Regions from separate parts of the Mus musculus genome. Here all the other regions are linked to region 2. The links are chromatin loops, found by intact Hi-C in ENCODE. Cell type or tissue: gastrocnemius. All regions are shown on one strand. Links, peaks and the distances in the headings refer to the core of each region. The heading gives the core; the rest is flanking DNA. Region 1 has its middle 33 kb from the start of Ythdf2. Region 2 has its middle 16 kb from the start of Epb41. Region 3 holds the start of Taf12 (TATA-box binding protein associated factor 12).

Region 1 (10,124 bases), core at 1,017-9,016, 91 kb before region 2:
AAAACAGCATGGCAGCAACACCTGTACACCCAGGACTGGGGCAGTGAGAGTAGGAAGTTGGTCTTGGTTCTGTAGTGAGTTGGGCCAGCCTGGGCCACGTGAGACCCTGGGGAGCAGGTGATGGTGCTTCCTGTCGGGTGACAGTAGTCTAAAAGCTAGTTCAGGGCTGACCTCAGGCAGCAGCAAAATCCTTTCTCCTGCTGACTAGTGTCACGGCGAGTGTCATAACTGCATTGCAGTGCTTACTTTCCGGTGTTGAAATGAGGGGAAACAATCTTACATTGGTGTCAAGAGTTCAGAGGCTATCAAATTCTGAATATTAACAAAATGCATGAATCTCTCGAGTCTATTCACTTTATTTTTAGTTATATTTGATTGCTTTCTACTCCCAGCATGTCCTATTTTTAAAACTTACTTTTCCAAAAATAATAGAACTTTCTTCTATTCACTCAGCTTCCCTTTAAAATGTTAACATTCTGCATAAACATAATAAAGTTACCCAAACCAGTAAATATCCATAAAGCACTACAGCTAATCTACAGACTTAAATTGTGCCTGTTGTCTTTTTTCTGGTTCGGCATACTATCTAGAATCCCACAGTGCATCCTGCTGCCCCTCTATTTTGGAACATTTAGTTCTTTAGTCCTAGCTTTCTCCACAGTGTTGGGGGTTGAACTTGGACCTTACGTGTGTAAAGTATCCCTCCACAGACTTATGTCTCTGACCTTTATTTGAGGTGGTTTGGCTGAAACTGCAGCCTGGCATTGAATTTGTAATCCTGTCATGGCTTCCCCAGTAGCTGGGAGTAGTACACAGATTGGCACCACTCCTGGCTTTACATATTATTTCTCAGATTGACACTTTTAAGAGTGCTAGCCAGCCACAGAATGTCCTATAGGTTGTGTTTACTCACCCAATAGCACTGATATTAGTTTGAGGTTTTTTTTTTTTTTTTTTTTTTTTTTGACAGGAGACTCACAGTTCATTGTCTTTCAGTGTACTGTATCCATTATATGATGCTGTTGATACTACAGTGACAAACCAGGTAGAGTGATGTCTGCCCGACCTCCGTACAGTTTCCCCTTCGTAGTCACTTGCAGGAAGGAAGGTAATGGAGGCTATTCTCTCTGACCCTAATCTCTGCGTCTGTGGATTGCTACTGACTGCAGCAAATACTACTGTGGATTTGGTCAAATGTTAATTCACTACCTCAATTCCTTCATTTACTAATTATAATCAGTAAGAAGGATGTGGCATGTCTCCGCATTTATTCAGGTATATCATTATAGATTAATATCAGTTCTGTAGTTTATATTGTTGGCTGAATTATCCTAGCTATAATCAATAGAAACATAAAGTGACTCCAGAGTTGGGTTTTGTTTTTTTCTAAGACAGGGTTTCTTTGTAGCCCCTGGCAGTCTGGGGATTAGCTCTGTAGACCAGGCTAGCCTCAATCACAGAGAGAGCCACTTTTAATCCCAAGTACTGGGATTAAAGACGGATAACACCATCACTCCTGCCTGGCTAGTTTACACTTTTTTGGGTTTTTGAGACTGGGTTTCTTTGTTCAGCCCTTGCTGTTTTAGAACTCTGTAGACCAGGCTGGCCTCGCCCAGCCTTATTTTTTTCTTTCTTTTTTAAACATGGTGATTGATTTAGGTAGAGAATTAACAACAGAATGGAGACTTAAACGTTTCACTCCCTCCCCTTCCTAACTGTGTGAGGACAGGGTCTTTGAATTGAAGGGTACTTTTATTTGTACTTATTCTAAACTGGGGTTTAGGATTGGTTTTCATCCTAAAAGAAATTTTTTTTTTTACCTTTAGCATGTTGCAAGTTGTGGTTTCCATTCCTCCAGTGGAGAATGGCAGCAGACTAGTTTTCGGTTCCTTCTTGGCGCTTAGAGAGTGTGGGGATTCACTTGGGTTCTTCCAAAAATGCCCTGAAGATGAGGGTGTAGGCCTTAGGCCTCAGATCCGAGGGGTGCATTCCAAGTTTTCCCCTGCCTTGGGAGGTGAATCAACACAGGCAGCTGTGAAGCTCCTTAACCTGAGGCTCAGGAATCGCTGCTGGAGGCCTTGCAGGTGCAAAATGTGCTTTCCTGAAAAGGCTAAGGGGGGGGTGGTGCGTGGTGGTGATGATTCCACCCGCCTGAGTCCGGAGGCTGCTTCTGGAAGACTCTGGAACTCCCACCGTGTTCTGGTGGCTGCCTCGCTGCTGGACCAGTGCTGCACTCTACTGCAGTTCCAGTCCGTTTAACCTGTAGCCAGGACGGTCCTGGGGGCACAACATGGTCTGCTTCTGCGCTTGCGCAGCCTTCCTAGCCAGAAGACACCTTGTTTGGAAGGCAAAGTTGTCTTTTATCCCTTGATTTATTGTATGTGTGGGAGTTGGCTCTTTCCTCCGCCTTGTGAATCCCGGGATTGACCTGAGGACATCGATCTTGGCCGCTTAGTTATGTGAGAATTCTCAATGCTGAAAGTTGGAAAGCCCCACCTGCTGGCCGAGCTGCCCTGTAACCGATCAGCACCCTCAGGAAACCCCCAATTTTGCTTCTCTGTCCGGTGTTGCTGTCAACGGTTTCATTTCTTCCTGTACTGAATCATTCAATTCAGCCTGTTATTTTGCGCACCCTTGCTGCTCCTGCTGGGAACAGGGGGAAAGAAGGAGGAGAAGAACGCACTGAGTTTAGAGACTGGGGAGAGAGTGCTCAATGAGAGCAGAAAGTGGTACAGCTCTGGAACCCAGCTGATTGGAAAATGGAAGCAGGCAGGTCACAAGTTCAAAGGTCAACATGGCAACGTATGGATACATTCACCTCCTAACTCTCAAAATGCAAAAAAGTCCTCAGCGGTAGAACACTTGCCTAGCTTTTCAGCAAGCCAATATTGAATCCCCAGTATTGTGCATGCGCTGTGTTGGCGAGTCGGATTGTATCTTCCTACAAAATCGTCACAGTTGGACTTCCCAGTGTGGCTTCTCTTTTGGTTTTTATTTTTCGCAGCCTCACCTCTCCCGGTGTTCTGCTCCATCCTCACCCCGTTATGATTTCATCATTGTAAAGAAAAATGGCTGCTGAAGGCAGTGATTTTTTTTTTTTTTAATAGAGCTTTAAATTAATTTCAGGACCAGGAACGATCACTTTAATGAATTATTTGATGTGCTGGAGTGAGAACCTGAGTTAGAGTCCTCAGCACCTGTAAAAAGCTGGATCCCTGCTTTGGGGAGGTGAGGGTAAGAGGATTCCTTGGGACTTATCTTTAATAAATTGCTTTTGCGTGGTGTGGAGAGATGGCTTGATGTTTAAGAGCACTGACTGGCTCTTCCAGAGGACCTGGATTCCATTCCTAGCAGCCATCTGTTAACTCCAGTCCCGGGAATCCAGCAGCGCTCTCTTCTGGCTTCTGCGGATACTGCATGCATGTGGTAATATGCGTACAAACAGCCCAAACATTCCTTTTTAAAATGACATTTGTCAGCAGAGTGGTGGTGCCACATGCCTTTAATCCCGAGTGCTGACTCGGGAGGCAGAAGCAAGTAGATCTCAGAGTGGTCTACCCAGTGGGTTTCAGAAAACCCGGCGTACATATAGAAACCTTGTCTTGAAAAACCAAAATAAATAAATGGCTAAATTATAAATAATTATTACATTTATTGATTTAGTATATATGCATGCAGAGGTCAGCCTTCAAAAGTTGTTTTTGTTTCTTCGTCATGTGGGTCCCAAGTACCCAACTCAGGTAGGCAGGCTTGCTCAGAAGCACCTTTACTGGCCCATCTTGCCAGCCTGGGAGACCTTGTCTTAAGAATAAACTGTAGTTGCGATTTGGGTGGTGTGCTACAGAGTCTCGTTTACTTATTTACCTACTTCCTTCTCTGTGTTTCCTCTCCTGTTCACTCTAACCCCTCAATCAGCTCTCCAGCTCCTCCCAGTGCTGACTCCCAGTCTGCCGGCTTAGCCTGGCAGCCATGGATGATGTTGCTGGTACATTGATCCTTTGTGCATTTGAACCCTGGCAAGGCATCTTTCTTGACATGGAGGGGCACTGTAGCTCTAGTACTTGGGAGATGTAGGGGGATCATGAATTTGACTGAAGCCAGCCTGGGCTACATAATGAAGGCTGCTAGGAGAAGACTGGCTTCCAGGCAGCTATGACAAGCCCATGCCCACAGTGTCACATCTACTTCAACACGGTCACATCTCCTAATAGTGCTACTCCCTGGGCCAAGTATATACAAACCATCACAGGTCAATACATTTAGACAGACCAAATCTGTCTCCTGAACGCTGCAGTGTTCCACTGTCCCCATGGCTATGTCATTAGCCATTTTATTCATGTCTGTGTCCCAACCCCAAATTTTTCCCTGATCTGTTCCACCTCATTAATAACCAATTTGTCCATCTATGTCTACGCTGCTGGTTTTATGCCAGCTGGACACAAGCTAGAGTCATCTGATGGAAAAAAAAATGTTCCCCTAAAGTCAGGCTGGAGGCAAGCCTGTAAGGCATTTTTCTTAACTAGTGATGGGTTGGGGAGGGCCCAGCTCATTGTGGGTGATGCCATCCCTGGGCTGGGGGTCCTGGATTCTATTTTGTATCACTACCTGCCTCTGGGTTCCTGCCTTGACTTTCATCAACAATGATCTGTAAGCCTCTCTGTCTTAGGGTTTTATTGCTGTGAATAGACACCATGACCACTGCAAGCCTTCTACTGGAAAACATTCAATGGGGGCTGCCTTATGGCTGGAGGGGTTTCATGCATTATACTCATGGCAGGAAGGCAGACATGGTGCTGGAGAAGTAGCTGAGAGTTCTACATCTGGATCCGGCAGCAGGAAGAGAGAGATACTGCTCGGCTTGGCTTGAGCCTCTGAAACCTCAAAGCCTTTCTCCCATCCCTTCCTCCAATAAAGCCACACTTACTTCTACAAGGCCACACCTCCCATTAGTGCCACTCCCTTCATACTGTGCAAGTGTGGGGCTCTGAGTTCGAATTTCAGCGCCTGTGTAAAAGACCAGACGTGGTTGAATGTGCTTTTTCTGGAGAAGCAGAGACAGATGGCGCTCTCAATCTTGCTGACCAGCCTAGCTAAATTGGTAAGCCTCAGGCCCCAGTGACTGTCTTAAAAACCAAAGTGGGGCCGGCAGTTTGGCTAAAGGTCCCTGTAGCCTGACATTGCAAGCCTGATGACTAGAGTTTAATTCCCAGAACCACATAAGGGTGGAAGGAGAGAATTTATCTACAAAAGCTGTTCTCTGACTTCCATATGTGTGTTGTGGTACATGAGTGATCCCATCTCTGTCTCTGTATTACACATCACACACACACACACACACAGAGGAACAAAAAGATTTTGAGTGTGTTGTGGTACATGAGTGATCCCGATCTCTGTCTCTGTATTACACATCTCACACACACGCACACGCGCGCGCACACACACACACACACACACAGAGGAACAAAAAGATTTTGAGTTTCCTGAACGCGAGAAACTGGGAACTGTAATACTCCACTATGCCAGTAGGTGGCACTAAAGTAGCATTTCTGAGCCAGCCTCTCAGCCTAGCCTTTGCAGTCTGAGATTTAGTAGCTTGACCAGTGTAGACAGTGTCGCTTAAGCAAATTTTCATTTAGTGACGTCATTATTGTGTGTATTGTGCCCATGAGTGCAGGCATGCAATTTTCAGGGGTTTCTCTCTTCCAGCATGTGATCCAGGCATGTAATTCAGGTAGTCAAAGCTCCGAGGAAGTGTTTCTAACCACCGAATTGTACAAATCCTCAGCCGTCTGTTCGGAGACTGTTTGTGCGTTTGTTTTTTGAGATAGGGTTTCTCTTTGTAGCTCTGTCTGTTTAGGAACTCTCTCTATAGACCAGGCTGGCCTCGAACGCAGGGATCAGCTTGCCTCTGCCTCCTGACTGCTGCGATTAAGCGTGTGCCACCACTGCCCGGCTCTGGGACTTTTAAGAAGAGACGCAGATTGGCCAGGAAGACTGTAACCCCAAAGGGCGATCAACTCTATAAGAAAACACGTGTTGTTCTGCCATTGGGAGCTGGAGAAAGGCAGGTTCCACTTGCTTGAGGCAGTTGGGGAAGGTTCACAGAGGTGAATGGGCTAGGGATATAGCAGAGTGCTTAAGGGGCCTAGAATTTGGGAGACCTTAATTGGTTGGAGGATATTGTAGGTCAAGAGAACGTACTCTTAGCCTGAATTTGGTGGCAGAGAAAGAGAAATGGAGGAAAAAGTCCTTCTGGTGAATATATATATATATATTTTTTTTTAAATTAAAGATTTATTTATTATATGTAAGTACACTGTAGCTGGCTTTAGACACTCCAGAAGAGGGCGCCAGATCTCATTACAGATGGTTGTTAGCCACCATGTGGTTGCCGGGAATTGAACTCAGGACGTTTGGAAGAGCTGTCAGTGCTCTTAACCGCTGAGCCATCTCTCCAGCCCCGAGAATATATTTTGAGTCTTATGTGCACTTGTGTCTCTGTGTGTTTTTGTATGCGTGCATGCGCACACGTACCGTGTTTGAGTGATGTGCACACCCGTATGTGCTCATGGAACAGGGTAGGGCACTGGGTGTCCTGTTCCATCACACTCTGTCTTACTTCACCTTATTTCTTTGAGACAGGGTATCTCACTTGGAGCTAGTGAGCCCCAAGGGTCCAAACTGGCCCCCACATCAGGCAATCCTTCTGTACTAGTCCTGAGCACTACGCTACTACACAGTTTATTTTTATGGTGCTCTAGAACGGACAGAAGCAATCTATGGTGACAGAGGATAGAAGATTGGTCCCAGCTAGACAGTGAGTGGGGGTGGGGCAGAGGGACCTCTCTGGAGTCTTGATCTGAGACAGCACCTGAACATGGGCAATGGTACCCAACATATGCTTCAGGCCGTGAGTTCAATCCCCATCGTTTGGAAGGAAAAAAAAAAACATTTGTTCAGGGTATATGTGATTTACTGCTTAGAAATTATATGGGGTGTGTGTGTGTGTGTGTGTGTGTGCTAGAGAAGTTTCTAGAAAGGAATAGTTTCATCCAGGCGGTGGTGGCGCATGCCTTTAATCCCAGCACTTGGGAGGCAGAGGCAGAGGCAGGTGGATTTCTGAGTTCGAGGCCAGCTTGGTCTACAAAGTGAGTTCCAGGACAGCCAGGGCTATACAGAGAAACCCTGTCTCAAAAGAAAAAAAAGAAAAGAAAAGAAGAGAAGAGAAAAGAAAAGAAAGGAATGGTTTCTTCTAGCTCAATATCAAGAATGACAGGGCAGACTCGTAGCGGGAGAAGGAACTGCAGGGGAGAGATTGAGGCAAAGCAGCTAATGGCGCGCGTGCACATTTAAATGCCCTGCAATGGAGTCGGAAATCATCAGGAAATGTCTTTGGAGAGTATTTGCTGTCTGTTTACAATGAAAAAAAAAAAAAGCCAACAATGTTGGAATTACATAATGGCACAGGTCGTGGTGAGCGAGGTGATTAAAAGTGTACCATGAGTGCTCTATTTAGGGGCCTTACTGCTGGCTCTCTGGCCCTTCATCCCCTTCAGCTAATGGGATTGCGAGCTGTTTTTCTGGTTCTTTTCTGTGGGAGGCGACTGGATGATGGGAGGGGGCGCCAATGGGGAGATGTCAAGTGGAACGATGAATCACTCTTCTGTCGGGCTATGGGGTTCACAGAGCACCCTGTGCACAGGACCTCACAGGGGTAGCATGCAGGAGGGAGGCGAGGAAGCCGTCGGGGCCACCAACACCATGGCTGCAACATAAATGATCCACAAACTGAGCCTGGGGATGGAGATGGTTATTCAGGTCACAAAGCCAAAGAGAAAGCTGGAGTGATGTCCAAAAAACAGGCTTCTCTGAGCCCCTGTACCGTAGGACGTGGTTCTGCAGAGCTTACTTGATTGATTGATTTATCTATTTATCTATTTATTTATTTTGACCCCTCCCCCCAAGACAGGTTTCTCTGTGTAGCCCTGGCTGTCCTGGATTTGCTTTGTAGACCAGGCTGACCTTGAATTCATTGAGATCCACCTGCCTCTGCCTCCCTAGTTCCGGGATTAAAGGCATATGCCATCACACCTGGCTAAGATTTGTTTTTTATTATTATATTTTATATGTATTTGTACAGGAGCCTGCAGAGGCCAGAAGAGGGTCTCCCATCCCCAGAATTGGAGTTGCAGAAGGTTGTGGGCCACTATATAGGTGCTGGAAACTGCCCCTGGGTTCTCTGATAGAGCAGCCAGTGCTCTTATCTTTAAGCCAATTCTCCAGCCTTAATTTTGCTTTCTGAGATATTAGGGATGAAAGCAAATGCTCTATTATTGTGCCCTGCTCCTACCCCCAAATTACCTATTTTACAGTTACATTTGAGCATGATCGTAACTTTTGATTTTTTAAAGATTTATTTGTTTATTTGTATGCATGTTTTGTTTGCCTGTACAACTATGTCTATGAAGAGGACATCAGATTTCATGGGACTCCAGTTATAGACTATTGTGAGCTGCCATGTAGGTGCTGGGAATTGAATCCAGGACCTGTAGACAAATATCCATGAAGTCTGTCTGTCTGTCTATCTATCTATCTATCTATCTATCTATCTATCTATCTATCTATCTATCTATCTATCTTTCTTTCTATCTATCTATCTATCTATCTATCTATCTATCTATCTATCTATCTATCTATCTCTAGATATCTATCACCTCCTAGTGCCATGCCTTCCTTGAGGGGCTCAGGTGTGAGGCCACAACAGTGTCCTGAACACAGCCACTTTCTGTGCCCTACAAAAACCAGCATGCCTGATGGCCGCGCACCCACCCTCCAAGGCCACCAGTCACTTTTATATCTGTAGGTGAGCCAGATGGCCTCCTATACCACCCCTCTATACCTTTATAATTATCTATCTATCTATCTATCTATCTATCTATCTATCTATCTATCTATCATCTATCTACTTATCTACCTACCTACTATCTGCTTGCCTGTGAATATATGTGCATATGTGGCATATGTGTATGTATACCTACTTGAGTATATGTGTATGTATTTATCTGTATGTATATATGTATGTATGTATACATACCTAAGTGAGTATATGTACATATGTGTATATATGTATCTGGACTCCTCCTGGAGGGTATCAGGTGTCCTCATCTCCCAGTGTCTATTCCTGAGGGTTCCATGAACCTGGAACTCCAGTTTTCTCCCCTAGGCTTGAAGCTCAGCTGAGTAGCAGGAGACCCGGGTACCCCGCCTGCCTCATGGGGGCTGGGGTCCCCAGGGTTCATGATTCATGTGCATTGCTGTCCTGCCTGCATGTATGTCTGTGTGAGGGTGTAAGATCCCCTGGAACTGGAATTATAGGCAGTTGTGAGCTGCCATGTGGGTGCTGGGAATTGAATCCAGGTCCTTTAGAAGGACAGCCAGTGTTCTTAACCACTGAGCCATCTCTCCAGTCCCCTATATACGTGTTTTTAATCCCTGCACTAGAACCATCAATCGGTAAGAACACCTTCCTCCTTTTTTTTTTTTTTTTTTAAGACAAGGTTTCTCTGTGTAGCCCTGGATATCCTGAAACTCACTCTGTAGATCAGGCTGCCTCAAACTCAAAGATCTGCCTGCCTCTATAGTGCTGAGATTAAGGTATGCGCCACCAATGCCACCACCATCTGGCCACCATTACATGTTTTTAATCTCTGAGCCATTTCTCCAGACCTTTTTTTTTTTTTTTTTTTTTTTTTTTTTTTTAAGGATCTCATTTTGCAGCTTAGGTTGGCTGGGAACTCTATAGCACAGGCTAGCCTCAAGCTTGACTTCCTTTTGCCTCAGCCTCCTGAGTGATGGATCACAGTTGTGTACCACTGTCTCGGAGTCACTCTTGGGAACTTTGTAAATGTCAGCTGCTCCTGCGAGACTCAGGAAGAAGAACTTTCAGGGAAGGGCTTTGATGACTGGGTTATCCATGGGGAAAGCCGCTGTGGAGTGGACGCTGGCCATCCACAGAGGAGTGTCCTCTGGCTGCCATCCATTTGCAAGCGCTAGACACCATGTGGGTAGCAAAAAACAGAGTTCCAGGGGGATGAGACTAAGGTGTCAAAGACAAGCTCACCCTG
Region 2 (10,124 bases), core at 1,345-9,344:
CATGAGGTCGTAAGTCAGCCAGGCAAAAGGTAGCGGTACATCATGGGATGGTAAGTTCAGTGCACGATGGAAGGCATGGCTTGCAGGGAGCTTTAGATTTAGGAAACCAGCTTATTTTGTAAGGTATAGAGACTTAGTAACAATGTAGTTCCGGAAAGCATGGGGGGCGGGGCAGGGGAGCAATTCAACTCCCTCTACCCATCCTATCTCCTGGAGTTCTTGCTAGCCCTGCTGGTTACTAAGTAACTCTGGGAAAGACTCTCCCTTGACCTATATCTGCCGCTCCACCACTCATGACTCAGCCTTAGGGGCCTGGGAAATGAGCATCCAGGCAGATGTCAAGAGCCCTCTGAGCAGACTGTTAGGAGGGCCAGCAGCTGTCCAGGGTGGGGTGGGGCTGTTTCTTTGGCCTCACCCTGCACACCCGGACCAAGGAGATGTCACAGGGGCCTGTTAGCGCTTTCTGGAGCTAGTCGCTTCCCACCAAGGCCGGGAAGGACGACTCTGAAGGAACATGTGAAGGTACACGTTTGCACAGCAGGTCTGAGAACGTGTACCAGAGGAGTCTTCCGTCTGTGCCTCGAGCCGGTCCTCTGCCACAGGGCTCCATACCCAGGTGGCGCCAGGAGAGAGCGAGCCTCCCAGTGCAGACAGGCCTGAGAGCCCACGTAGGCCCACCACTGCTGCTCAGAGGAACTGAGGAGCTGTTTGGGACAGGAGATTTCTGGTTTCTGTCTGTGCCACAGAGCTATATACACAAATACTGCCAGGAGAGATGGTCTCCCAGGAGTGCCTACACACCTGCAAGCACAGGTAAGATCACCACTTTTCTTCAAATTCCTGACCCAAGAGGGACCCTCTCAGAGCCATCAGAACACAGGAACCAAGGATCAGCTGGGGACAGGATCCTTCTGGTTTCTGTCAGCACCCCAGAGCTGGCCCTGAACCACAGCTCTCCATACCCAAATTCCTCCTGGAGAGAACTGGTCTCCCAGGAGGACTGACACAGAGGCTTGTAGGACAGACAAGCCACAGCCAGAGACAGCAAGACCGCTAATACCAGAGATAACCAGATGGCGAAAGGCAAGCACAAGAACGTAAGCAACAGAAACCAAGGCTACTTGGCATCATCAGAACCCAGTTCTCCCACCACAGCAAGCCCTGGTTACCCCAACACACCGGAAAAGCATGACTCTGATTTAAAAATCACATCTCATGATGATGATGATGATAGAGGACTTTAAGAAGGACATAAACAACTCCCTTAAAGAAATACAGGAGAACATAGGTAAACAGGTAGAACTCCTTAAAGAGGAAACACAAACATCCCTTAGAGAATTACAGGAAAACACAAACATACAGGTGAAAGAACTGAATGAAACCATCCAGGATCTAAAAATGGAAATAGAAACAATAAAGACATCACAAAAGGAGACAACCCTGGAGTTAGAAAACCTAGGAAAGAGATCAGAAGTCATAGATGTAAACATCACCAACAGAATACAAGAGATAGAAGAGAGAATCTCAGGTTCAGAAGATACCATAGAAACATTGACAGAACAGTCAAAGAAAATGCAAAAAGTTCCTAGCCCGAAATATCCAGGAAATCCAGGACACAATGATAAGACCACACTTAAGGATAATAAGCATAGAAGAGAGTGTGAACGTGTGCCAGTTCATGAAAACGTGTGTACAGTAATTTCTTTTGTGTGCCCCGAGAAAGATGTCTGTGCAATGAGTCTGAGCCTGTTTCTTTTTTGTACGCCTTTAATCCCAGCACTCGGGAGGCAGAGGCAGGCGGATTTCTGAGTTTGAGGCCAACCTGGTCTACAAAGTGAGTTCCAGGACAGCCAGGGCTATACAGAGAAACCCTGTCTCGAAAAAAAACAAAAACAAAAACAGAACAACAAAAAAATTATGAGGAAGCCTCTGCTGTGGACGCAGTGAGACAGCAGCTGGGCATGACACCTGAGGCACATTCTGTCTTCAACGATGACCTCATTGGCCCTTTTGGGATGGGTGAACTCTAGAGATCCAAGTTGGAAGCTCTTTGCCTGACTCCTCAGGCTTCCACTGTAGGGAGAGGACTGCAAACCCTGCTCAGAGAAGTGGGACAGAGTGTGCAGCCTCCTGCCTTATGTCAGCTTCACGACTTTCTGAGGTCAGCTACACCACCCTGCTATCAGGGTCCCCACCTGACCTCCTGACCAGCACTAGGAACATAGTGCCTGCTTTTGCCAAGAGAAAAAGGAAGCTGGGTGCCCTTAATCCCAGCACTCAGGAGGCAGAGGCAGAGGCAGAGGCAGAGGCAGAGGCAGAGGCAGAGGCAGAGGCAGAGGCAGAGGCAGAGGCAGAGGCAGAGGCAGAGGCAGAGGCAGAGGCAGAGGCAGAGGCAGAGGCAGAGGCAGAGGCAGAGGCAGAGGCAGAGGCAGAGGCAGAGGCAGAGGCAGAGGCAGAGGCAGAGGCAGAGGCAGAGGCAGGTGGATCTCTGTGAGTTCTGGTCTAGTCTGGTCTACAGAGTGAGTTCCAGGATAGCCAGGGCTGCACAGAGAAACACTGTCCCAAAAAACTAGAGTCTCTCTCTCTCTCTCTCTCTCTCTCTCTCTCTCTCTCTCTCACACACACACACACACACACACACACACACACACACACACACACAAGTGGGAAGAGACTCTAGGGCTTATTTCTTCTTTGAATAACATATATCAGGTTCCGTGGCCCCATTTTAAAGTAATTTGTGCTTGGGCCAGACACAGTGGCACATACCTGTTATTCCAGCACATAGAGGACTGAGAGGCAGGTCAAGCCAGCCTAGGCTGCATAGTGAGATTATATCTCAACACACACACACACACACACACACACACACACACACACACACACACACACACACACACGAGGGCTGGTGTAGTAGTTCAGCTACCACATCTAAAACCTGATTTAATCCCTGGAACTCGAATGGTAGAGAGAATTGACTCTCACAAGTTGTACTCTGGCATCCACTTATGTACCATGGTATGTCTCTGTCCCCTCAACAAGTAAATAAATAAATAAATAATGTAAGTTTAAGACGATCTGGAAACATGGCTCAGTGCTTTAGAGCAATTGTTACTTTTGCAGAGGACCTGAGTTGAGTTCCCAGCAGCCATGTGTGGTTCATAACCATCTATAACTCCAGCTCTAGGGAATCCGACTACGTCTTCTGGCCTCCTCAGTCACCAGCACACACGTGCTGTACAAACATGCATATTGGCGAAACATTCATACACATAAAATTAATCTTAAAAATTTTAAATTGAAAAAAGAAAACATGTGCATAGACTTTCTAAAAGATTTAAACCTAGGCATAGTGGCACATGTCTTTAATCTCCGCAACTGGGAGGCAGAGGCAGGCAGAGCTCTGTGAGTTCAAGGCTAACCTAGTTTACATAGTGAGTTCCAGAACAGCCAGCCAGAGGTACATAGTGAAACCTTGTCTTACACACACACACACACACACACACACACACACACACACACACACACACTATGTATATATATGTATGTGTGTGTGTGTAGCTAGAGAGACAGCTTAGCAGTTAAGAGCATTGGCTGCTCTTGCAGAGAAGCTGGGTTCAATTCCCAGCACCCACATAGTGGCTCACGGCCACCTGTAAACTCCTGTTTCAGGAGACTGATTTCCTCTTCTGACCTCCACAGGAATCAGGCATACACGTGGCAAACAGACAAGACATCAGACATGCAAGGCAAAACATTCGTATAAATAAAAGCACACACACACACTAAAGTAAATATATATATTAAAAGTATATATATATTTTAATAGAATGTGTTCATTAGAGAAATGAGAAACCCGATAAAAATGGAAAACAAAGAGATACATAAATCATTCACTAGTCCATTAACATTTGGGTATGTTTCCTTGCCAGATTCACCCAGGTGTCTCCAGGGCACCCCAGAACCCTCTGAAATGGGGCATTAACTACATCTTACCGCAAGATCATGAACCTTCATCACATGTTTCAAGGTTGCGGGTATCAAAAACTCCAAGAGGTGCCACGCAATCACATAAAAATATAGTCACATGCGGGGCAGTGGTGGCGCACGCCTTTAATCCCAGCACTTGGGAGGCAGGCGGATTTCTGAGTTCGAGGCCAGCCTGGTCTACAGAGTGAGTTCCAGGACAGCCAGGGCTATCCAGAGAAACCCTGTCTCGAAAAACCAATACACACACACACACACACACACACACACACACACACAAACACACACACACACTTGCGTGCACACACAGTCCAGACTTCGCACATACATTCCCCATACTTTGGGTACATTTTGTTCTCATGCAAAAATTCACTCTTGGCTTTTATTCCTTTACACCTACTAACGTGTGTCAATGCTACAGACATGTATACGCACTCTGTACGTCACTTCTCACCAGGTGCGTGTTGGCACACTTAAACAGTCCAACTACTTGAAGAAATTTAAGAGGAGCTGCCTAACGTCACAGACACTGCTGCCACCTACAGGCCATCTCTTGCACTTGCGCCCTTTTTCAGCTTTTCCATTCTGACAACTCTGTTCCCAGACTGATGGCCTCATCCCTGGAGCTGTTGGCTCCTAATAAACATGTTAATTGAATGAACCAAAAACATTTAGTTTTCTTCCCTATTTTTTTTTGATGACAGGGTCTCATGTGTCTCAGTGTAGCCAAGACTAATGAGCCACCACCCTCAGCAAAACACTATTTTAAAATTGTCTGCCTATCTATCTATCTATCTATCTATCTATCTATCTATCTATCCATCCATCCATCCATCCATCCATCCATCCATCCATCCATCCATCCATCCATCTATCTATGTATCTATCTAATATATTTACCTATTATCTATGTATATCTATTTATCTATGGATCAATGTATCTATTGATCATGTTTGTCTATCAAGCCTAGGACTATGCACACCTGGCAGGCATTCTCTCAGAGAACTATTATACCACCAGCCCTAAAAATACTTTGAAATGGAGTATTTTGTTGTTTTTGCTTGTTTTTAAGCAGACTCTAAAGCGGGCTTACTAGGAACCTGAACTCACAAGCTCCTCCCACCTCAGCGTCCTGCCTCCTGCCCAGTTACTAAATTAGGGTTGTTGGCAGGCTAATTTAGGGTGCACCTGAAGTGGGTATTCTTACAGTGGGAGGAAGGAGGCTAGGAGGAGGGATGTGGAGGAGAGTAAGAGGTAGTGATGGGGATGTGGTTATGAACATATTACAGGACACACTCATGTGAAAATGTCACGATGACTTCCACCTATGTTTGAACTTTTCTCTGTAGCATCTTACGTAGCCCAGACTGGCCTCAAATTTTATGTAGCTGAGGGTAGCCTTGACTTTCGGATCTTCCTGCATCCACAGCCTGTGCTCTGGGTCACAAGGCCATACCTGGATAGCAACCAGATCCACGGCTCCATAGCACGCCTACTGAGTTACATTCTCGTCCTGGAGTCTGCTGTTTTATTTTTTATTTTATTTTATATGTATGGTTGTGTCTTTCTTCTTTCATTTCCTTTCCTTTTCTTTTTTTTTTCCTTTCCTTTTCTTTTGCCTGAGTGTATGTCTTCACACCATGCCTGGTGCCTTTGGAAGCCAGAGAAGGCATCAGGTCCCCTGCATTTGGAGTGACCGGTGGTTATGAGCCAGCTTGTGGGTACTGGGAATTGAGTCCAAGTCTCTGGAAGAGCACTTGATACTTTTAACTGCCGATCTGTCCCTCCAGCTCCCAAAGCTCATTGTTTTGTATTTTACTTTAAATGGAAATTTTAAAGGGAAAAAGTGGGGTTTCATTCATTCATTCATTCACTTTACATCCCAATATCAGCCCCCCTCCCAGTACCCCCTCATGCAGATTCTCTCCCCATTCCACTGTCCCCTTCTTTTTTGAGTCCCTCTCTGGGTGTCTTCCCCCTTCCCCCCACCCCCTTCCCTTGCATATCAAGTCACTGCTGGACTAGGTGTGCCCTCTCCCACTGAGGCAGACCAGACCAGACAGTCCACTTACGGGAACAGTTTCCACATTGTTGGTTTTTGAAACAAGGTGTTTGTATCCCAGCTGGGCCTTCAGCTTGCTAATTAGCTGAGGATGGCCTGGAAGTGCTGACCCTCCTGCCTCTATCTCCTTAATGTTAAGATTATAGGCATATACCACCATGCCTGGTTTTATTCGATGCTGGTGATCAATCGTGGAGTGTAGCACATTCTAAATAAGCATTCTACGAACTGAACTAACTACTTCCCAGCCCCAAACAAAGTATTTGTAACAAATGGGGAGGTAGAGGAAGCAAAGAGGGGAAGCGACTTGCCCAAAGTCACCCAGCTGCTTCTGATACAATGGTGCTCTGAACAGAAAGAGGCCAAGCTGAGAACTTTTGCTGAGACTCCCATGAAGCACAGTCAAGATCTCCTCTCCTAGAAGGTCAGGAGACACACTTACAGGAGGATGAGAGCAACCGGGAGGGATGGTTTCCCAAGAGGGCCTCTTTCTCCTAGACTGCTTCCTCCAACTTACTCAGTCAACCATGGGCATAGCTTATGGTGTGCTAGACTGTTCGTGGACTAAAGCGAAGCAGTGAGCAAACCGACGAAGCCCCGCCCCTTTCCTCCAGTCCATGCAGACGGGCCCCTTCCTCGGTACCCTACTCCCAAGGGCTGTCCGGACCCCTTGGATTTCTCCTTACCACCTGGCTTTGCAGAGCGGGTGGAGGGTCCAGGTGGAAGAGTAGGGAGAGACAGAGTAGGAACGGGCAGTGATGGTTCAATCCCCACCATCCCGCATGCAAACTGAGCAAAGAGAACGTCAGACCTGAAAGTCCAGCAGACTGAATCTGTTGGACCCCAAATATGGGGACCCCCACTCTAGTCCAGGGACAGGAAGCACCCACGAACACAAGAATCCTCTCTTGTTGCAAGACGCAGGAGGCTTTATTGGCAGAGCTCCAGGCCGACACATACCTCACACAGGAGGCAGGGGAGTCGACCCTGGGGCTTCGAAGCTAGGGGTTTTTAAAGAAGCAAAGGGCTAGGAGTACAAGGAATTTTGACAAAGGCACGGGATTGGTTCTTTAACAGAAAGATTACAGGTCAGCAAAAAGGGGCACCAGGGCTTTGTTCCTGTGGGCTGGGGGCTTATCTTTGTTCACATAACAACCAGTAACCAGTTGATGTATGGCTTTACCCGGCGCCAAGGGGTAATAGACAGAGGGGAGGTTCCGGCCAGGTGGTGCTGACTCAGACAAGATAGCCCTGCTTGTCCTCGGATTGAGGGGAGGTTCTGGCCAGATGGTGTCGACCCAGATAATGTAGCCCTATTTGTCCTTGAATACCTTTTTATCTTTACAGTCAAGGTGTTCTTAGGAATGCCTTAACAACAGCCCTGCCCTGGCATGCCTGGGGGCTGTTCTGCTTTGTTCTCAGTCCCAGGCCGGGGCCGTGGAGCTCTTAAACAAGTTACAACATTCCATCTTCCTTCAAATCCAGTCTTGGTTACAACATAATCTGTAAGCTTGGTCCAGTTTTCTTCTCTTGCCTGCCCTCACTTTTCTGATTAAAAAAAAATTTTTTTTAGAGTTGGAGAGATGGCTCAGAGGTTAAGAGCACTGACTACTCTTCCAGAGGTCCGGAGTTCAATTCCCAGAAACCACATGGTGGCTCACAGCCATCTGTAGTGGAATTCGATGCCCTTTTTTGGTGTGTCTGAAGACAGCTACAGTGTACTCTTCTATACAAAGTAAATAAATCTTATGAATATTTTTTAAAAGATTCATTGTATATATATATAGTTTGTTTGTTTTTGTTTTCATGAGACAGTTTCTCTGTGTAGCCCTGGCTGTCCTGGAACTCACTCTGTAGATCAAGTTAGTCTCTAACTTAGAGATTTTTCCTGTCTCTGACTCCTGAGTGCTGGGATTACCACCACCGGGCCTTTTCATTTTATTTTTTTGTGCATCCCATGTGGGCTTGGTCCTTAAGGACATCAGCTCTCCGGGAACTGGAGTTACAGATGGCTTTGGACCACCATGAGGGTGCTGTGAATTGAACCTCAGGTCTGATGTGAGGGCAGCGGGTACTCTCACTGAGCCTTCTCTCCAGCCCACTTTTCTCAATTGTTAAAGCTAAGAGCTGGGACTGGAGCAGTAGACCCTGTTCTGTTTCTCTGCAGGGGCAGGGGAGACGAAAGGGGCAGGCAGAGGACAGAGACTCCTTCACTACCCACCCCTGCGTGCCTGCGTACCTACCACTTCGTGCAAAGCAGACTACTTCTCTTTTTCCTGCTCAGGGCTTTGGTGGTTTAGAAATTTGACAGGCAGGGCCAGTAAGATGGCTCAGTGGATCAGCAGGCTGAGGTGGCTCACGCCTTTAATCCCAGCTGAGGCAGGCAGAACTCTGATTTCGAAGCCAGCATGGTCTACAGAGTGAGTTTCAGGACAGCCAAGGCTACACAGAGAAACCCTGTTTCAAAAACAAAAACAAAAACAAAACAAAACCACCCATATATATATGTGTATATGATGTATATCTGGATAAAGGCATTTGCCACCAAGCCCAATGACCTGAATTGGGTCCCTGGAACCCACATGGTGGGGGAAGAGAACTGACTCTTGGAAATTGTCCTCTGACATCTACATCCACCCATCCATTCACTCTCAAAATAAATAGATTAAAAAAAAGTCTCTGGAAGAGTTAGATGGGTGTGTTGATGGCAGTATATTTTAATATTCTCAGCACTTGGGAGGCAGATGCAAGAGGACCAGGGGTTCAAAGCCAAATAGTAAGTTTGAGGCCAGCATGGGCTTTATGCTTAAAACAAACAAATAAGTAAACAAAAACAAACAAAAAACCACAACTAACTATCAGGTCTTTTGAGACAGTTGGGGGGTCTAACACTTTGAGTTTTGGAGATAAGGTCTCAAAATTTAGCCCATACTGACCTCAAACTTGAAACAATTCTCCTACCCAACTCTACTTAACTTTAAGTTCCTCTCTGTGTGTGTGTGTGTGATGTTGAAGTCTATATCTGTGTGGATGGGTGCACATGTATGTATGCGTATACAAGTCAGAGGACACCTGCAGACATACTCCATGACATGCACATGACCCCTCTCCCACAATAAATAACTAGTGCGACAACTAAAAAGGCATGTCCATTTGTTCTGACCACAGAGACAACACCAACAAACTGCCAGTGCTGCAGGGTCTCTGCCAACAGTTCTGTCATACCTGGGGAGACAGGTCCTCCTGACCTGGAATAGGGTAGAACAGAGGGTCCAGAAGAGCTACCTGGTGTCAAAGACCAGCCTGTTCTCTGAGGAAGGCAGGAAGATGTTGTTTTGGGGACTAAGTTGCTCACTCTCAGTAATTTTTTTCTTTCTTTAACTCTTTGTTATTCTGAGGCCATAAAGCCCCTGGCTTCTGGCAATTAACTCCTGCTGATAACAGCAGGGGGCTAAGAAAAGAAGTTGAGCTCTTTTCTCTCTGCTTCAGGGGCCCTTAGCTGACCAGGCAAGAGGCTTGGAGTTCATTAACTCTTTGTGAGCCAGAGAGAAAAGAAAAGTAAGAAAAAAGTCTCTCTCTCTCTCTCTCTCTCTCTCTCTCTCTCACATACACACACACACACACACACACACACACACATACACACACACTTTGGCCAGGCCTGACCACCTGTTTCATCAATTCCACAGGTGTTCATGTATGCACGCATGCATACATACATACATACATACACACACATATACATACACATGTATGTACGTACATACATACAGACATATACATAAATACGTTTGGTGGATAGGGCGGAGCTCCAAATGCCACATTTATTTTTTTTCCTCTCTGGAAATTTATACCTTCTTAGACCAAAGTTCCTCATAGATACAATGTTACACAAAAGGGGAGTTACAAAAGGATGTCAACAGTTCAAAGCAGTGCTTCTTTCTACAAGCTCATTATAAGTTCAAAGCAACAGTTTCCCATGGCCTTGCTTTATCCTAGTGCACACCTGTGGCTTCATCCTTGGACCTGGCCTAGGATGAATGTTTTCTCTTGATCACAGATTTGCCCCAAGCC
Region 3 (10,124 bases), core at 1,030-9,029, 180 kb before region 2:
TGAGGGTAGAGATTCTAAAAGCATTTATTCAAATAATTTCAAGCAAGCATCTCTTCTTCGATGTACATGGTAGAGTACTGTATAACCTAAGAATCTGGCTCACAGTGATCCTAATCCCTCTTTGCATCCTCTTTTTCTTAAATGTAAAAGAATTCAAAGTGTTCTTTTGCTGCCCTTCCATCTATGACAGTTTGCTAGTGATATAGAGATCTGTGCTCAACGGGGGCTGAATGGAACAGGGCTTAAGGTACTTATCAAGTATATAACTGAGTTCAAACTGCTTTCAGCTTCACATCTGATTCACAATAATGAAGAAAAACGAAGACGTTTCATGTGGCTTTTCTAGGTTAAGTAACGGACACAAGAAAAAGCCTAAATGCCAAAAGCCAAATAGGCAGCGCCAAGAAGTCTTCCCCCGAATATATATATCCTAATCCTCCGGGTACAGAGAACAGATCGCTAAACCTTTTCAACTTTTCTCCCTTGAAGGCTGATCTCCCAGCCGTTAAGGACCCCCTAGTTCCTTCACTTTTAGGAGCTCGGGTCCTTACATCTCTGTCCCTCCAGAAACTCTTGAGTCTGAAAGCCCGGATCTTGTCCCCAAAGAAGACCCAGTCCTCACTGCCCGCTTCGATTCCCTTTCAAATTCAAGTCTTCTCTGCCTCCTTCTCTAGCTCCAGTCCTCAAGTCTTTGCTGCCCGGTTTCTGAATCCTTAGGAGCTGGGACTTTACTGTCCCGCTTCTGTCTCTTAGGAGCCCGAGTCCTCTCGGGCTCCACTTTTACCTCTCTGGAGCCTGTGTCTTCACGCCCCGTTTCGTTCCTACCCTCGCCTCCTATAAAGTGCGGGATCCTCACCATCCTGTCCCTCTCAGAAGGCTTTCCCTCAGATGCTGCAGAATCCACATCCGTCCCCGTTTCCTAAGTCTCTCATTCAGAGCTCGAGTCCCCAACAGCCGCTGCTTCTGCGAGCCCGAACCCCTCAAGTCCCGTCCCAAGAGCCTGGGCTCCTCAGCCCCGTCTCTTCCACAGCCTAGTTCTTCCAGCACTGACCCGCTGTGGGTCTGGGTCCTGACACCCTCCTCCCGCTCTTCGTCCTCAACTGCCAGGGCCCAAGACTCACAGGCAGCAGCGTCTATCTCCCCATGATATGCGGAGACTGCCCCAGTGAAGCTTTCGTCTCAGCAGCCGGTCCGACTGCGCGGCCCTCCCCAAGCACTTCCGGCACCGCTCCCCGCCTCCAACCCGGAAACGCGCGGCTCTTCCGGCCGCCGGGCGCGCGCCTCACTAGCGCAGGCGCAGATGGTACTACAACACGTGGTAGGACTGTGAGCCCAGCGCCTGGCTTGGCAGGTCGGGCTTTCTGCTCTGTGTGGCTTGCTGGTGGCGTGGGTCTACTCTGCGTCCCCTACCACGGCGTGAATCCCTGTCCTAGATGTTTCTTTACGACTCATCTCTTTCACGAGCGTGACCGGTAACCGACGGCCTCGGAGAGCTTCCAAGTCGCCATTTTTGGTTGGTGCCTTTGTGGTGCTATAAGGATGGGACCGCAGTTCTGCATAGATACCAACTATGGGACTCTCAACCAGCACGAGAACTTGGAGACTAGAGAAGCTGATTGTGCCTATTAGTTAATCTGTAGTCAACATACACTTGGACGAGAGCTGTCTGTGAGGGACTGGTTCAGTCCCTCACTTGGAGTATGTCATGTAATAGTGGAAGAAACGTGAAATTCCTAAGGGATGTAGGTTCTCAACTTGAATTGAAAATTCTTACTCCAAAGCCCGGGCTGGTACAGTAACTGTTAAACCACTAAGCCCTGAGATTTGAGTACTTTTTTTTTTTTTTTTTTTGCTAGGCATGTAAGCAACAGGCAGTTTCAGTCCCCGGCAAGGATTCTTAGTAAAATAGAGATCTCGCAAACGAGTGTATAGAAGTCTGACATCTCAGAGCTATCAACGGTTCCTGCCCATAAAGAATCCATTCTATCTTTGTATCTTCATCCCATTAGGCTCATCCACCCTCTTGGTCCAAAATCCTGGATGCAAGGGCTTAACCATTAAGTGGCAAACTGTTTATAACCTTATTTTTCTTTTTGGATTTATTTTATGCGGAAAAGTGTTTTGTCTGCATTTATATATGTACACCATGTGCATTCCTGGTGCACAAAGAGGTCAGAAGAGGGTATCTGAAGCCTTGCAATTGAAGTTACAGATAGTTGTGAGCCACCATGTGACTGCTGGCATTGACCCAGGCCCTCTGCAAGACTGCCAGGTTCGAGAGAAAGCCACCTCTCAAGCCCCAGCTTTATTTTTCTATCATGGTTCTCAGAGTTTGGCCAATCAGTTTTTGTGCTTGCATCCTTGGATGTACTAAACTGTTTTTTTGTTTTTGTTTTTGTTTTTTGCTGTGTGCTGGGTATATCCTGTTGGGGAAGTCAGTCATCATTGTCCTTAAGAGTTTACAGGCGCTAGGCAGTGCTAGCTCATGCCTTTAATCCCAGCACTTGGGAGGCATGGGCAAGATTTCTGAGTTTGAGGCCAGCCTGGTCTACAGAGTGAGTTCCAGGACAGCCAGGGCTACACAGAGAAACCCTGTCTCAAAAAAACAAGCAAACAAAAAAAAAGACTAGATGAGCAGTAAGGCTGAAGTTTGGTTAGGGGACAGGAAGGGACAGGTGGAAATGGGGGGTGGATTTTATTCAGTGTTCAGTGGAAAGGCATGAAAACTGAGGATTGAGATGGTAATTTGTATTTAAGGAAGCATTGGGTGGATGGGTAGGGTGGATGGGTATCTTGGCTCAAACCATTGGCCCCTACTCTCGGGAGGCAGAGGCAAGTCAGTTTCTGAGTTTGAGGCCAGCCTGGTTTTCAAGCTAGCCACTGCTCCACAGTAGGTGCATGTGTCAAATAAAGTGTGTGGCGATAAATGAACACTTGGATTATAGAAGGGCCCCTTGATGGACAGAGGGTAGCACCACTGGGCTCCTCACCAGTTTCTTTTCTTTTCTTTCTTTCTTTTTTTTTTTTTTTTTTTTTTTTTTGGGGTTTCCAGACAGGGTTTCTCTGAATAGCCCTGGCTGTCCTGGAACTCACTCTGTAGACCAGGCTGGCCTCGGACTCAGAAATCTGCCTGTTTCTGCCTCCCAAGTGCTGGGATTAAAGGCGTGCACCACCACGCCCGGCTTCACCAGTTTCAACTACACCTCTTCCCATTTATGAATCTCCTTTCTTTTGTAGCTCCTACTTTATAAAGGGCAGGGAACTCCATACGTTATTAAAGTGTAATGCCCAACAGTCTATTTTTTTGTTTGTTTGTTTCAAAAGTATTCATCTGCTTCTTCTACACACTCTTTTTAATGTAAGAACATTAGGGGCGGGGGAAGGGCTCACGAGTGGGTAGGAACGTTAGGAACGTGGTGTGCAAATGTAAGGATCTGCATGCCGTCCCCAATATCCTGAGGAAAAGCTGGGCCAGGCTGATGTCAGTAAGCTCTGGGAGCTGAACACGGGGATCTCTGCAACTTTCAGAGTAGAGGACCCTGGAGACAGGCAGCGTAGTGAGAGCTAACATGCACACTTTTTTTTTTTTTTTTAACTTTTTAAATCTTAAAAAGCACTCTGGGAGCTGGAGGGATGGCTCAAGTGGGTTAAGAGCACTGACTGCTCTTCCAGAGATCCTGAGTTCAATTCCCAGCAACCACATGGTGGCTCACAACCATCTGTAATAGGACATGATGCTCTCTTGTGTGTCTGAAGCCAGCTATAGTATATATATATATATATATATATATATATAAAACCAAAGCACTCTGGAGGCTGAAGCAGCAGGCACTCAAGTTCAGCCTGCGCTACCTGATGAAACCCTTGCTAAACTTCCTTCCTTGGAGGAGACATAAAGTCTACATTTGCAGTCCCAGCTGCAACCTGAGGCATGATCCCACCACAGTTCACTCTGGGCAGCCAGTTAGTTTATGTGGCTTATTTACATAGCAAGTGAAGGGTTAAACAGGGGTATGGTTAATTTGTCCCCCCCAAATCTGCACCTTCAAACACATTTTTAGCCTGGACGAATCTTCTATAGTGCATGAATAGAGCACCCTCCCCTACTGTTTTACATGCTATAACCTTTCTTGGATACCACCGACAATTAATAGTCCCACGTGATAGCTTGTTCATTCTAGAGCAGCTGGCTATTCAGTGAGTTTTCTGACTACCCACCCCACCCACCTCTTTGAGAGGGTATACACAGTCAACAAACTGGGATGATCCTTTGCAGGTAGGCTCAACTGAACGCCCCAAGATGGTGATCGCTTAACTCAGGGCCTAAGTCACACAAATCTACCATTCTTTTTGGGGGCGTGCTTTGTCCTTTGATGCAGATTCCTCCAGAAACCCAGGCCGACCAGAAGACAGAGTCATCCTGTAGCAGCCTCCCATGTAAGATTACATGTGCCATTATACTCGGTTCAGTGTTTTGGCTTTTGTTGAAGTGGGGTGTCATGTAGCCAAGGCTGGCTTGGAACTCAACTTGCTGTAATGCTCCTGTGTCAGCCTCCTGATTTACAGGCATGAGCCATCACACTCGGTTTATTTTAATTAATTAATTTATTTATTTTGGTTTTTCGAGACAGGGTTTCTCTGTATAGCCCTGGCTGTCCTGGAACTCACTCTGTAGACCAGGCTGGCCTCCAACTCAGAGATCCACCTGCCTCTACCTCCCGAGTGCTGGGATTAAAGGCGTGCGCCACCACGCCCGGCGGTTTATTTTTAAAACTATCTGATTTCATTGAAATTCAGAATAAATCGCCCCGCCATATGAACACAGAGCGCGTGTCAGCTTTTTTTAATCCCTCCCCATCACCTAGAATCTAGGTCTTTGATGATAAATTTACTCCGTTCTTTGCTTTTACAGACCGTCTCCTGTGTGTCCCTGTCAGAGACCTGAATTCGGTTCCTAGCACCCATATGTTAGAACATAACGTCCAAGTTGGAGGCTACAAGTGGCACTAAATTACACATTATCAGTTTTGACAGGTTGGGGCACCGTGTAACCCTAGTAACTTAGCGAAAGGCTCCTCGAACCCAACATCCCACCTCTAGCTGGGAGCAGCTGTTTTGCACCAGCGCCGCCTACCTCTCCCTCCGCGTCGGCCAGAGCATTCCCAGCAAGCACTGCTCTGATTTGCATATTGACTCACGGACTTTCCTTTACTGCTATACAAAAAACGACACAACAGTTCTCTTTGTGAAGAGCTTTCCCTCAGCCCGAGAAGAATCGATAGTTTGCCTTTTAGCTTCGACAATATACAGTTGAAAGTTGGTTAGACTTTATTTTCACCTTTACCGTAAGATGGGTGGACCGACAATGCCACTGTGCTTCCGAACGCGCTCGAGCAAAAAGGGCTTCTGTCGTGAGTGGCACACGCAGGGCAACTCGATTGCTGTGCGTGCGGAATCGACATCAAGAGATTTCGGAAGCATAATTTTTTGGTAATTGGGCAGCTGGTGATCGTTGGTCCCGGCGCCCTTGAATTTGTTAAATTACAGGAGGAAGCTTTTTTAGTTCATTTTACAAATACTTTCTTGTTAGGTAGATAATACCTTCTAAGGTTATTATCTGGATCTTCTAAGTCTTTTTATCGCTAGCAAGTCTAAGTTTCTGGACTTTGGAATTAGAAGTTAATGTCGTAGGCGGGCATGGTGGTCCACGCCTTTAATCCCAGAGTTTGGGAGGCAGACGCAGGTGGTTTTCTGAGTTCGAGGCCATCCTGCTCTTCAATGTTAGTTCCAGGACAGCCAGGGTTATACAAAGAAACCCTGTCTCGAGAAACAAAACAAACAAAAAAAGAGTAGCTGAGTGCTCTGAGTTGTCTCTCCAGCCCCTTAGCTATTTATTTTCATTTAAATTATTTTTGTTTTATTCGCTTGTGTGCCTGAGTTTGAATTTCCCGGGATTAACAGTTGAAGACTAGGGCTGGTGAGATGGCTCAGCGGTTAAGATTGCCGACTGCTCTTCCAAAGGTCCTGAGTTCAAATTCCAGCAACCACATGGTGGCTCACAACCATCTGTAACGAAATCTGATTCTCTCTTCTGGAGTGTCTGAAGACAGCTACAGTGTACTTACATATAATAAATAAATAAATATTTTAAAAAAAAACAGTTGAAGACTGGTAATGAGCCACCCTGTAGGTACCTGGGATAAAATTTGGGACTCTTAAAGAACAGCCAGTGCTCTTAACCAATGAGCCATCTCTCTAGCCCTGCAACTGACTGCTAAGAGGAGTGGGTATGGCTCTGCTTCACAGGTTAGAAAATTGAGGGTTACATTGTATTATGCAGGCAAAAGGAATATCCCACTTCCAAATGCCTCCCTGGAAGAGTAAGGGAATCATAAAACTTGACTGAAATTTCCTCCTTCAATATAAATTTCTTTTCTTTTCTTTTCTTTTCTTTTCTTTTCTTTTTTTAAGATTTGTTTATTTTATGTAAGTACACTGTCACTGTCTTCTGATACACCAGAAGAGGGCATCAGAGCCCATTCAGATGGTTGTGAGCCACCATGTGTTTGCTGGGAATTGAACTCAGTCATGACTTCTTGAAAAGCCATCAGTGCTCTTAACTGCTGAGACATATTCTCGCCAGCCTTTTTGATCTACATCTCATATGGAGTATTTAAAAAAACTTTATGTCTGGAGTTACATATTTTGGTGTGTATACCTCACATATGTCCATATCCCTTAAAATTTTTTTTTTTTTGTTTATTTTTGAGACAGGGTTTCATCGTGGCTGGCCCTTTTTTTTCTTTGTAGACCAAGCCTGGCCTTAAATTCAGAGATCTGCCTCATGAGTGCTTAGATTTATTTTTGCTTGTGTGTGTGTGTGTGTGTGTGTGTGTGTGTGTGTGTGTGAAGTTATTCTCAGAACCCAAATGGTGGAAGGAGAGGGTGAACCCTGTCACTTGTCTTCTGACCTACATATGCCATCCATGGTGTACCCCTCCAATAAATTAATATAATTAAAAGTCTTTGAAATAACTACTCATATCTACAGATACACAGTTCAGAAGTACTGGACTGCCATTTTGCCCAGCTTATGTTAGCTTTAGAAAAGGATGTGGGGGCTGGAGAGATGGATCCACAGTTATGAGCACTTATTCAGTTCCCAGGACCCAGCACTCCCACCTCCTCTGGTTTCCTTGGTGCATAATACAAATGAAGTATGTATACATGAGTGTAGACAAACACACATAAAGATAAATAAATCATTGTTTAATACTGTCTGGGTGTGGTGGCACTTTTTTTGTTTTGCTTTGTTTTTGTTTTTTTCAGGCAGGGTTTTTCTTTGTGTACCTGTATTAGTCAGGGTTCTCTAGAGTCACAGAACTTATAGATAGTCTCTATATAATAAAGGAATTTATTGATGACTTACAGTCTGCAGCCTGATTCCCAACAATGGTTCAGTAGTAGCTGTGAATGGAAGTCCAAGGACCTAGCAGGTACTCAATCCCACACAGCAAGCAGGCGAAGGAGCAAGAGCAAGACTCCCATCTTCCAATGTCCTTATATTGTCTCCAGCAGAAAGTGTAGCCCAGATTAAAGGTGTGTTCCACCACACCTTTAATCCCAGATGAACTCGGAGATTTAATCTTCTGGAATCCATAGCCACTTTGCCTCAAGATCTCCATACCAAGATCCAGATCAGAAACTTCTATCTCCAAGCCTCCAGATAAGGGTCACTGGTGAGCCTTCCAATTCTGGATTGTAGTTCATTCCAAATATAGTCAAGTTGACAACCAGGAATAGCCACTACAGTACCTGTGTAGTCTTGGCTGTCCCGGAACTCACTCTGTAGACCAGGCTAGCCTTGGACTCAGAAATCTGCCTCCCAAGTGCTGGGATTAAAGGCCACCACTGTAATGGTAGATATCTTTATCCTAGCACTCAGGAGGCAGAGGTAGATCTCTGTGAGTACCAGCTAGTGTTGTATAGTGAGACTCTGTTTCAGGGAAGGCATGAGTGAAAGAACAAAGGAAAACAGAAGAAAAGAAAATGGGGAGTTTTTTTGTTTTTGTTTTCTGTTGGGGAGGTCACAGGCTCAAGGAGCTTACACTCCAAAGGCTCGCCCTGTAAATCAGACTGGACTAGAACATAGAGATCTGCTAGGATTAAGGATTTATGCCAACACACTCAGCTCCAGCTGGCATCCCCACCACCACTTTTCTTTTTGTCTTTTGAGACAGGATTTCTCTGGGTAGCCCTGGCTGTCCTGGAGCTCACAGAGATCCTCCTGCTTCTGCCTCCCAGTGTGGTCCTGACCTGCATCTCCTTTCTCTACACCGGGATGCTGAGGCTGAAACAGAGACTCATAAGCACAGTGCCAGCAGGATTCAATTCTTATCCTTCCTCCTAAGCCCGAAGTCAGCTTTTTCCTTTGATGTTGACATGGCAGATGGGGCAGAGGTGGCTGAGGCAGTGACTAACCTGTCTACATCTACATTAGTCTCAGGGTTCTTTTTTTTTTTTTTCTGTTGCTGTTGTTTTTTGTCTTTGGGGTTTTTTTTCCCCCCATCAATTGGCAGAGCTTCCTCTCTTTCTGATTCTGCCTTCTTTTCTGATTCACATCCCATCTGCTACTAGATTCTGGTTTCTCAAAGTGTGGATGATACAGAAGGGAGGGACAAGCTGTGAGGGGTGGGGAGGGAGGGACAGAGAGTGCAGTAGTTCTTAAGCAACAGATTATTTTGAGAGTTCTGTGTACCAGGGAGTCCTCCGAGACTAATATAACCTGTCTGTCCGAGCCCTCACAGAGAAAGTATGTATTGTGGAGGGAGAACAAGGGAGAGCAAGTCCAGGCAGAAGGAAGCCCTGTTGGATATGGGTGTATCAATCAGAGTTCTCTAGTGTCACAGAACTTATGGGTCGGCTCTAAGGGAATTTGTTATGGTGACTTACAGTCTAGTCCAACTCCCAAACAATGGTCAGCTGTGAATGGAAGTCCAAGGTTGACAAGGCAAGTAGAAGAGTGAATCCCCCTGCCAACGTCCTTATGTAGGTCTCCCAGAAGGTGTGGCCCGGATCAAAGGTGTGTGTCATCACACCTGGATCTAGGACTTGCTTTGTCCCAGATGACCTTGAACTCAGAGATCTCCTTGCCTTAGTCTCCTGGGATTCACAGCCACTCTGCCTCAAGATCTCCATGCCAAGATCCAGGTCAGAAACTTGTCTCTCCCAGCCTCAAAATCTGGATCACAGGTGAGCCTTCCAATTCTGGATGGTAGTTCATTCCAGATATAGTTGACAACCAGGAGTAGCCACTACAATGGGTAAGAACATTAAAAGATGTGGAAGCCGGGTGTGGTGGCGCACACCTTTAATCCCAGTGGGATTGGGAGGCAGAGGCAGGCGGATTTCTGAGTTCAGGACCAGCCTGGTCTACAAAGTGAGTTCCAGGACAACCAGGGGTGTGGGAAGCCGTTGCAGAGTGGCAGTTACAGAGTGGCAGTTACAGAGTGGCAGTTACAGAGTGGCAGTTGGCTACAGCTGGCCACCACACATACATAGCCAGTAAAGGTTCTTTTGCCAAGGTGAGGTTTTGAGAATTGACAAAAGTTAACCAATCAGATGAGAGACAAGTTAACCAATCAGATGAGAGACAAGTTAACCAATCAGATGAGAGACAAGTTAACCAATCAGATGAGAGAGAACGCCTGTCCTAGGCCTATAAAAGCAGCACCAGTTCTGGGCTCGAGGTCTTTTCGCCTCTACAATCAAGCTCTCCCAATAAACGTGTGCAGAAGGATCCTGTTGCAGCGTCGTTCTTCCTGGCCAGTCGAGCGCGCACAAGACAGGGGAACACAGAGAAACCCTATCTTGAAAAGCCAAAAAAAAAAAAAAAAAAAAAAAGAAGAAGAAGGAGGAGGAAGAGGAGGAGGAGGAGGAGGAAGAGGAGGAAGAGGGCAGGTAGACTGAAAAAGGAGTTCAAGTTTTCAAGTTTGGTTCTAAGGACCTGTGGGGCATTAGAAGACTGAATACTTAAAGCAGCAGGGCAGAGAGCAGGCCGACGACCAGGAGGCTCTGACTGCTAGAGCCTCAGGAGGAGACCAAGCCTAACTACAGAGAAGAGG

The links. A loop is a pair of places that touch in the nucleus more often than their neighbours do. Peaks named below come from ENCODE experiments on the same cell type or tissue, not always from the same donor. Only the 100,000 strongest peaks of a DNase experiment are listed, where the experiment ranks them.
Region 1: a loop joins it to region 2, with 5 times the contacts of the local background. A loop is called at or near these places in 34 of 42 quality-filtered maps.
Region 3: it touches region 2 in a loop (5-fold over the local background); 3 of 42 quality-filtered maps call a loop at or near these places.

Annotation. Positions count from the first base shown.
Region 1 is chr4:132,174,176-132,184,299 of GRCm38, reverse strand. No RefSeq gene overlaps it. Among named protein-coding and RNA genes, the nearest start is that of Ythdf2, 33 kb to the left of the region's middle. In gastrocnemius, for the core only: CTCF peaks have their summits at 2,508 (motif pointing left), 3,390 (motif pointing left), 5,525 (motif pointing right) and 6,348 (motif pointing right); DNase peaks (open chromatin) are centred at 3,401 and 5,522.
Region 2 is chr4:132,083,495-132,093,618 of GRCm38, reverse strand. No RefSeq gene overlaps it. Among named protein-coding and RNA genes, the nearest start is that of Epb41, 16 kb to the right of the region's middle. In gastrocnemius, for the core only: no CTCF peak of the experiment used is centred there; a DNase peak (open chromatin) is centred at 4,527.
Region 3 is chr4:132,265,485-132,275,608 of GRCm38, reverse strand. Taf12 (TATA-box binding protein associated factor 12) reads right to left here and starts at 1,234. Exons shown (of 6, transcript NM_025579.3): 1 at 1,122-1,234. It overlaps Gm28874 (a long non-coding RNA gene), which reads right to left. Exons shown (of 2, transcript XR_390809.4): 2 at 8,501-9,314. It overlaps Rnu11 (U11 small nuclear RNA), which reads left to right and starts at 5,423; the gene lies at 5,423-5,530. In gastrocnemius, for the core only: CTCF peaks have their summits at 5,129 and 6,517 (motif pointing right); DNase peaks (open chromatin) are centred at 5,163, 5,436, 5,714, 6,004 and 2 more places; H3K4me3 peaks cover 3,047 bases; H3K27ac peaks cover 3,387 bases.